2 separate regions of the Homo sapiens genome follow, and region 1 is linked to region 2. A link is an interaction called in ENCODE POLR2A ChIA-PET data of the cell type or tissue named here. Cell type or tissue: CD4-positive, alpha-beta T cell. All regions are shown on one strand.

The links. Peaks named below come from ENCODE experiments on the same cell type or tissue, not always from the same donor. Only the 100,000 strongest peaks of a DNase experiment are listed, where the experiment ranks them.
Region 1: POLR2A ChIA-PET joins it to region 2 with 5 read pairs; 6 of 35 experiments call an interaction of 5 or more read pairs at or near these places.

Annotation. Positions count from the first base shown.
Region 1 is chr7:131,416,819-131,421,818 of GRCh38, reverse strand. The region is part of intron 8 of MKLN1 (muskelin 1); the gene reads right to left. Among named protein-coding and RNA genes, the nearest start is that of MKLN1, 91 kb to the right of the region's middle. In CD4-positive, alpha-beta T cell, no CTCF peak of the experiment used is centred here; no DNase peak of the experiment used is centred here.
Region 2 is chr7:130,923,594-130,928,593 of GRCh38, reverse strand. All of the region lies in intron 6 of LINC-PINT (long intergenic non-protein coding RNA, p53 induced transcript), which reads left to right. Among named protein-coding and RNA genes, the nearest start is that of LINC00513, 13 kb to the right of the region's middle. In CD4-positive, alpha-beta T cell, no CTCF peak of the experiment used is centred here; a DNase peak (open chromatin) is centred at 1,973; H3K27ac peaks cover 2,023 bases.

The DNA.
Region 1 (5,000 bases), 490 kb before region 2:
CCCTCAACACTGCTTTTCAAGTTGTTTTAAACTTTTTCACAAACTTTTTAATTACTTTAAAACATTTCCATAGTGAAATTTTGTCAAATTATGCAAAAAACACACAAAAGAAAATTCCTTTGAGTCATATAAAATTCTCTCAGCATAATTAATCACTGCTGCATATTAATATATGGCATATCAAATGCATGTTATATAAATAATATATGCACATACAAAATACATTATTTCATTTAACTCTCACAATTACTTAGTTTATTATCACCATTTTAATCAATACAATTCATTCAAGATCGAATAAGAAGTCAGGGGTAGAGCCAGGATTCAATCCCAGGGATGTCAGACACCCAACTCTCCTTCCCACAAACTTAACACCTACCTATTATATGTGGCTGCCATATCATTAAGATCTGACTAGAAAGGTTCTTTCAAAGATTGATGATAAATACAATCTCTTTGAAAGTGATTAAGATCAACCTGATAATTAAGGTAACTGCTGATCAATAACAGGGCTATGGTACCTAAATGATTAAATAGATACTTAGAGTATATGAAAGCCCTCAGTAAATTATGCTACTAATAGTCATAATAGAAACACAGAAGAAATTTTGGAGAGAAAAACCCAAGGATACACCAGATTGTGCACTTGAGCCCAAACCAAGTTCAGAAAGCAACAAATTTTACTTTAACAAATGCAAAGCTCTATATTTAGTTTTTCTACCTAGATCCCGAAGTAATGATAATTACAGCTTTGGGAAGCATAGTCTAAATGGCATAACAAGTAGAATCTGAAAATTTAAATATGTTCGAATATAACCAATAAAACAGATCCACCACAGAAAATATTAGTATAATAAATGACATAATAACCTGATCTACTTATCAAGGTTTACAGCAGTATCTGAATACAGTTTCCAGGTAAATATTTTTCTTTCTACTCAAAGGAAAATGAATTTTAAAACTTTGATCCAATCCAACAAATATTTAGTGCACATCTACTCCATTCTAGCCTCTATAGTCATAAAAATAAATAAGGCAAGATCCCTGTCCTTCCCCCCTTGTCCATGGGGGCTGGGAAGCTGGAGAGACAGCAATGGTATATACAATACTTGTGTGAACAACTCTAAAACAATGTGGAAATTATTGTAGTAATAATGGTTTGAACAGTGTTACATAAATGTAGAGGGAATTATTACTTTGGTTAGATCTATCTCCTGAACCTCAAACTAATATATCCAACTGCTTACTTGACATACCTATGTAGATGTCTAATTGGCATCTCAGACTTAACTTGTCTAAAATCAAGTTGCTGAACAACCCACCATATTACCATATTGGATCCTCTTGTTGTACCCATCTTAGAGAATGGTTACACCATTTTTCTAATTGCTCAGGTCAAAACTTTAAGTCATCCTTAGCTTCTTTTTCTCACACTTCTCATCCAGTTCATCAAAAAATCCTGTCAGCTCTATATGATACCTTTTTTTTTCTAGTTTCTCTCTCTCTCCCTGCCACCATGTGCTCCCCCTCTCTCTTTTTCTCTTTCACCTTCTCATACTCACTAATAGCTACTCTTTCATAAGCAGCCAGCTGATGGGCTCATTCCACATACTATCTTTTTTTTTTTTAATTATACTTTAAGTTTTAGGGTACATGTGCACAACACGCAGGTTTGTTACACATGTATACATTTGCCATGTTGGTGTACTGCACCCATCAACTCGTCATTTAGCATTTATATGATACCTTTTAAAATACATCCAAAATGTGACCAATTTTCAACATTACTACTACCATTCTAGTATAAGCCAATGCTATAATCACTTCTCAGGTGAGCAATAGGATCCTTAAAGGACTCGCTGCCCTTCACTCAATTTGTTTTGTTAAAATGCAAGGTCAGTTCATAGCATTTCTTAAACCCAACAATGGCTTCCCACTTCACTCTGCATGTAGGTTAAAGTCCTAAACAAAGTCCTAAAAAACTCAACACAGTTTGTGCCCCCAGCTATTTCTCTGATTTCACCTCTTCCCACTCTCTTTCTCTGACTTCACCTCTTCCCACTCTCTTTCTCACATACCTCTGATCTAGCAACAAAAATTCTGGAAAAAAAACCAAGAGTAGTAGAAAGGTGGCAATGTTTTACTTTGTAATAATATCAGTTCAATAATGAATATCACCTGTATGAAGACACTTTATTTGAATACCTGGTTCAGCAGTACTTACCATAAAATGTCAATTAAGATAGGGATTAAGTCCTTTAAGAATATCTGTAATGAGGCCAGGCACGATGGCTCATGTATGTAATCCTGGCACTTTGGGAGGCCAAGGCAGGATGATCACCTGAGGTCAGAAGTTCAAGACCAGCCTGGCCAACATGGCACAACAATGTCCTACTAAAAATACAAAAATTAGCTGGGCGGGCGCCTGTAATCCCAGCTACTCGGGAGGCTGAGGCAGGAGAGTCACTTGAACCCCGGAGGCAGAGGTTGCAGTGAGCCGAGATCATGCCACTGCACTCCAGCCTGGGCAACAGAGCGAGACTCTGTCTCAAAAAAAAAAAAAAAACAAAAATATATATATATATATATACATATATATATGTAATGAATCTTCCCAGAAAACTACACAAAAACAAAAATTTTGCACACCGTTTAAAGACTATCATGGGCTCCCTTAAAATCTATTCATGAAGCTTCATGTAAACAAACATGAAATAGCCAAAGGACTGAGAACAGAACAAAAAATCGACAGCAATAGCTAGCTGAAATAAAAGATTGGGAATGCCAAGGCATGAAAGTTGTTAGACTTCTGAATAGTATTTTCTGATTTCTTTTGTTTTCTCTTGATCAGAGTCCTGGATTACCCAGTCACAACTAGAGACCTGTTTAATTTAACCTGAACCATAATTTCAGTCTTGTGAAAGTTCAGAGCTTTTCCTATTGAGTTCCAGGGCATGTTTCCTCATATTTCTGCTTCCAGACATTGGAATCCACAGAAGTTGCCTCACTACTGTCCTACCTCAGTTTGAACCCCAAACCTAATTGTCTCACCAGTATCTACCAAAAAATAAGTAAATAAAAATCAACTCCCAAATCAATTTTACTAGAGAAAACTTCTAAGAATTTGGTGAGTAAAGACAGAGTCATGTCATGAAATGTGGCATTCTGCCATCCTGCTGGCTCTACTACCACTTATCTCAAGCTTGTCCAACCTGTGGCCCATGGGCTGCATGAGGCCCAGGATGGCTTTCAATGTGGCCCAAGACAAATTTGTAAACTTACTTAAAACATTAAGAGACTTTTTTTGTGATTTTTTTTGTAAGCTCATAAGCTATTGTTAGTGTATTTTATGTGTGGTCCAAGACAATTCTTCTTCCAATGTGGCCCAGGGAAGCCAAAAGATTGAACACCCCTGATTTATCTCTCTTTTTTTTTTTTTTTTTTTTTTTGAGACGAAGTCTTGCTCTTGTCTCCCAGGCTGGAGTGCGATGGCGCAATCTCGCCTCACTGCAACCTCCGCCTCCCAGGTTCAAGTGATTCTCCTGCCTCGGCCCCCCGAGTAGCTGGGATTACAGGCACCTGCCACCATGCCCGGCTAATTTTTGTATTTTTAGTAGAGATGGGGTTTTACCATGTTGGCCAGGCTGGTCTAGAACTCCTGACCTCAGGTGATCCACCCACCTCGGTCTCCCAAAATGCTGGGATTACAGGCGTGAGCCACCGTGCCCGGCCATCTCTATTTCTTGTTCCATTTCTCTGGTGCTAACGAGACAATTTCTCTTAGTGTTACAAAAATAGTTCCTTCTACAATCAGGTCTCAGTATTTTACTTTGTACTCCAAAGCACCTTCACAAATAAATACAGTTCTTTTCCTAAAAAGAATGCTGTTGAGTAAAATTTTCTCCAACTTATAATTAAGTAGAAATTTTAAAAATACATTTTAAATAAAAAAATTTTAAATCACTGGTAATTGTACCACCAGACGTAACTAACGTCAATATTTTGGTATGTGTCCTTCTAGTCTTCCCCTCTATAGTGAATGATAAATTTAAAACGAATCATCACTTCTATCCCTATTTCTGTACTAAGATATCAAAATGTCGACAAAAGGTTTCAGATAGCTCTTCTTGGAAACATATTTTTTGAACGTAAAAAATAAAAACAAAAAAACAGAAGAGGAATTCCACCTCCAAATGTTTTATATGCCATCTCTATTACTGATATCAAGGACCACCTGAATCTGGTGAAATCCTTTCGACCTCAATGTCCACGTATAGTTAGTACTGTTTCCACACTATATGTGGCAATGGTAACATACTGAAAAGCATGAGAACTTGAGCAACAGACAACTGTATATTAAATGACCACCCATGATTTCTTTTAAAGGCTGAAAAATCTAGTTTTGTCATCAACCATGGGCCTAAATAAAGTTTGACCCAGAATTCATAACGAATAAAAGAAAAAAAGAAAGCACTCCAAATAGGTACAAAATGGCTCTAACTAAAATATCTACTAACAGGATAATTCCCCAGATTTTCTTTGGTAGAAATATTTGCTTAAAAGTGTATTTCTAAAGTACTTCTGTAGCTTTCTATAAACTAGTGTCAATATTGAAGTGTGGATATAGGCCGATTTTTCTTTGTACACCTTCACTAACCTATAATAAATCCTTAGAAGCTATCAAAAAGAGATTACTCTTTTAAAGGTCCCATCTGGAGTAAAATTCCATGACTACAATAGTCATTCTCGCTACGCTTTCTTATAATTTCTAAAGTAAATCTAGTAGTTACTCAAATAACATTTTTCCTCTTTGAGTTTTTTTTTTTTTTTTTTTTTTTTGACAGGGTTGCGCTTTGTTGCCCAGGCAGGTGTGCAGTGGTGTGATGATGGCTCACTGTAGCCTCCAATCCTGGGCTCAAGCAATCCTTCTGACTCAGCCTCTCGAGTAGCTGAGACTACAGGCATACACCACCACATCCAGCTGATTTTTTTATTTCTTA
Region 2 (5,000 bases):
TGCCTCAACTTCCTGAGTAGCTGGGACTACAGGCACATCCCACCATGCCTGGCTAATTTTTAAATGTTTTGTAGAGATGTGGTCTCCCTATGTTACCCAGGCTAGTCTCAAACTCCTGGACTCAAGTGATCCTCCCACCTTGGCCTCCCAAAGTGCTGAGATTACAGGTGTGAGCCACCACACCTGGCCATACTGTCCTTCTTTAAATGACAGGTTTCTTCCCACTCCTTCAGCTTCAAGAGTACAAACATTTTAGGGTCACATTTCAGCATGTCCACCTTGAACCCAGCTACAAAAATCCTACCCCAGGCAGTGGGCCCCCAGCAAAGGGCTGTGTGTGCTGACCTAGTTTCACCACCGAACCCAGCCCCAGACCTCACAGGGCACTGCTCACCTGCCAGGTGCCCACTCTGTGCTTGTTGAAGATGGTGTCTTCTTGATTTCACTTATTTGCCTGAAGCCACCCAATAAGTCAGTAGTGGGCCAGAGAATAGAAACCAAGTCTCCTGCCTTTCAAGTGTCACATTTGTTTTGTGTTAATAAGCTATATACCTCCAGGGGATCTGGCAGAAATTTGAAGGTGGTTAATTTTACTGCAATAAATACTTAAGAATCCTTTTTAAAGCAAAGAAGTCAAGCCCCCGCCAGGGAAAACACAATCTGCTCTGAGGGCCTTTGACAAACTGACATGGGCACTAGGACTAGGTCATGGATCATTGGCCCTTGATTCTGTCTCCCACTGAGCATCCCAAAGGGGTTGAGACCTCTGCTGGAGCCACTAGGCTTCAGCCGGACCTGGAAATGTTCTCGCAAATGAAACTGGAATGCATGATGTCCTGGATTCAGCGGGTCACAGCTGACTGCCATCAGGAGGTGTGACGGAGAAGGTTCCATTTCTGTGACCCTGTGGTGATACAGGTCGGGACCCAGGCGAAGTAGCTCAGCCATCTGAATTGGCACCTTTCTGCTTTTCTCGCTGAGTGACGGGTGCCTTGCAGTTGGCTTCAGATGTTTGTGAATGTGCTGTGTTTCCTAAAGCCATGTCAGTCAGGAAGAAGATGCAGGTATTCAGGAGAAGGGAGAAGAAAATCTGAATTAGAAACAACGTGAGGATGGGGAGCACAGGGAGGGATGGGTTACCTTTGTCATCAGAAGAACGCCAGGCAGATTTTAGTCCCTCAGCTAATAATACTATTTGAAAAATTGATGGAGAAATTTAACTGGAAGGTTTCAGCAAGACAAAAGCTGCATCTCCAAGGCTGGACTCAGCGTGTTCACGTGGGAACTGGGTGTGAGTGTAATTGTCAGAGGGGAGGGTTGTCACAGGAGGTGCACGATGTGAAGTCACAAGGGGACGCATTATTTCCATGAGTTCTCACAGTTCCCAGGGCAGCCACAGATGGTAGTGGTTTATGTCTGCCTCTGCCTTGACAGAAGGGCAGTAGGCAGTTGTGGCAAGAAAAATGGACCAAATGAGGGCTGCACTCAGCAGGTTAAATTTGCTGTCTGTTAGTGTTCCTAGGTGAGATGCTTCAAAACTAGAATGCTCTGCTGGGACTTTTATTTCCCTTAGAAATAAAAGGCCAGGCGCGGTGGCTCATGCCTATAATCCCAGCACTTTGGGAGGCCAAGTCGGGCAGATCGCCTGAGGTCAGGAGTTCGAGACCAGCCTGGCCAACATGGCAAAACCCCATCTACTAAAAATACAAAAATTTGCTGGGTATGGTGGTGGTGGGCGCCTGTAATCCCAGCTACTTGGGAGGCTGAGGCAGGAGAATCACTTAAACCTGGGAGATGGAGGTTGCAGTGAGCTGAGATCGTGCCCCACTGTACTCCAGCCTGGGAAACAGAGTGAGACTCCATCTCCCAAAAAAAAAAAAAAAAAAGGTTCTTTGTTCACACTTTCTCTGCGCTGCTGCAAGTGACTTTGGTGCCGTTTCCTGCAGCCTGTGTCGGTGGCTGGGACTTTCTCGACAGCAAGGCAGGCCGTGCATGAGGCCTATAGGACCCAGGGCTGCCTCCCAATGCTGACGGCCCTGCGCTGTGTGAGCTTGGGTAAGCCAGTTCGGCTCACTTCACCTCAGGTTCCTTGTTCCTATGTGGACGGGTTGCTTGTTTGGAGGATTAATAATGATGGGGAATGCAAAGTGTGGTTGGTTTTGCTGGGGAAAAGAGCAGGGAAGTAGAGACCTAGGCAGGTGATGTCACCTCTCTGATGAACTCCAAGGTCTCTGTCAACACCGGTGCCTTTGTCCTGACATTGCGGGGTTTGTGGCATGATTGGAGAGACCTTGCGTGCTCTCTGGGCAGCCCTTGTTAGTGCCCCCCAACTAGCTGGGAGATCCAGAGTTTCATGAGAACCCTCCCTCCGTGACAAAATCCGCCTTCCTCGCTGTCAGGCTCAGGTTGTCCTGTGCCCCCACTGAGCCTGCTCATTATTGATTAATGAACTTGTAAAATGAGAAGTATTGTTTTACCGGAAGCTACATGTTTATGTGGTTGGTAAAAATGAGAAGAGTTGCTTGAGAACTGGTTCTCCTTTCCATGAGTATATACAAGGTTCAAATCTGGGCTTTGTGGTTATAAGACATGTTGAGTGAATAAAAATGAAGGAAATGCTGGGCATTTATCACAATTTTTTTTTTTTTTTTTTTTTGAGACAGGGTCTTACTCTGTCACCCAGGCTGGAGTACAGTGGCACGATCTCGGCTCACTGCAGTCTCCACCTCCCAGGTTCAAGTGATTCTCATGCCTCAGCCTTCCGAGTAGCCAGGATCACAGGCGTGGGTCACCGCACCCGGCTAATTTTTGTATTTTTTGTAGAGACAAGCTTTCGCCATGTTGGTCAGGCTGGTCGAACTCCTGGCCTCAAGTGATCCATCCGCCTTGGCCTCCCAAAGTGCTAGGCTTACAGGCATGAGCTGCTGCGCCTGGCCTTTCACAATTCTTAAACTGTTGACTTACAGAAACACAGACCTGTATGAACACACAGATCACTTTAGAGGTCCGTCTCAGAACTACCTGCTGTCATGAGTGATGTACAGATAAAATGTGGAAGATCTAGAAACTAGTCATTCCTAATCTCTGCCATAAGTAAACATTTTAGTTTAATGTTAAAAGGTCACTCAGGGTTATTGTGAGATTTGATGAGATCATGGCTACAAGGAACCTTTAACTGTATGAATGAAAAATCTAATGAAACTGCAAAGTCACTCCTATTTACTAAAACCAGTGTAGTGGCTGTTTCTGCCTCTTTTCTTTCCCTCCTCCCTTCCCTTTTCTTCTCTGTTGTTTCTGTCACTTTCCTCTCCCTTCTACCTTATTTTTTTCTTCCTTTCCTTCTCCTTCCTCTCTTTCTGGCATTAGCAGTTTGTTTGTTTGTTTGTTTTTGTTTATTTTGAGACCGAATCTCGCTCTGTTGCCCAGGCTGGAGTACAGTAGCCCAATCTCGGCTCACTGCAACCTCCACCTCCCGGGTTCAAGCCATTCTCCTGCCTCAGCCTCCCGAGTAGCTGGGATTACAGACGCCCGCCACCACACCTAGCTAATTTTTGTATTTTTAGTAGAGATGGGGTTTCACGATGTTGGCCAGGCTGGTCTCAAACTCCTGACCTCAGGTGATCCGCCCACCTCGGCCTCCCAAAGTGCTGGGATTACAGGTGTGAGCCCCCACACCCGGCCCTGGCATTAGCAGTTCTTACACAAGAACAGCGTAGGCATGAATCCTGCCTTCATGGCACTTACACACTAGCAGAGGAATCTGGCAGCAAATAAGCACACAAAGGCAGCTGCAGGGTATGATGTGCCGTGACGTAAAGGGACAAACACCGTGAGAGTCTAACTAAAGCCTGGCATGTGTCAATCCTATGTACCTATTCAGAAACTAGGGTTCATGACGGTGCTTCTGTTGTTACCTAGTAGAAGTAGCTTTGTAAGCACAAAGATTGTAGTTTTGTGAAGCTATCTAGTACAGAGTCACTCTGGAAGTTTAGCATTATAGAGTTTTTTCATAGAAAGGATGGATAGATACAAGTTTTTCCTAACAAGCACAAGTGGCAGTCTTTGAAAACTAATTTTTTATGTGTACATTGTAGCATTGGAAGATAACTGTGGTTGAGTGTGATAAACTGAAACTTTTTAAAAAATCTATTATTTTTTTTACAAGTTAAGTTAGAGCCAGATATGCTGATTCTCTACCATTTTCAAAAGAGGAATTGGAAAAGGGAGAGCTTGTTTATGTGGTATTCACAATAGTGTCTGCTCCTGAAGAAAATTTTTGGAAAAATCTCATGAGTGTCCTCAGACTAAAAACAGGGATCCAGTCTGTTGTTCATGCAGGACTCAGGAGGCGAGCGAGCATGTGATACCAGGAAGGGTCCCATCCCTGCCCTGCTGGGGAGCCCTCAGTGGCGAGGTGGCGAGTTCAGGCTTCACTTCAGAGCATGGATACTGCTGCATAGGTGCTGGAAGGGTGCTGCATGGGTGCTGGAAGCTGCTTGGCATAGTGCATGTCCTGTTTCCTGCCACTTGGAAAGAGGACTGTGGAAGTCAGGTCTTCCCAGTCCTCACCAGTAAAGCAAGCAACGAATGCCTTCAGTCCAGGTAATATGTCCAGGCTTTAAATTCTCTGGATCTGTCTTTGGATACCCTGGGAAAAGTCTTGTCTCTTCTTAGGCCCTTCTGACTAAAAGCAGCCAGGACTTTTAAACTGACTAATTTTTAAAGATTTCCAAATAGAGAAAATTAAAGCAAAAATTTTTGAAAGCTGAAAATGATCTTTCCAACTTTTCTCATTCAGAGTAGAACACTGGAGCATTGAAAGTTTGTTCATGTTTGTGATTGATCACATATTTAAAAAATTGTAAAATAAAGACCTTATTTTAATGTTAAAAGTTCACTTCAACACCATCATTTCTACGAGGTTCTAGGTCTTTTGTGAACAAATTAAATATAGTGCTTTCTTTATAACATGAATTAAATCTAGATCCCAATGATATTTG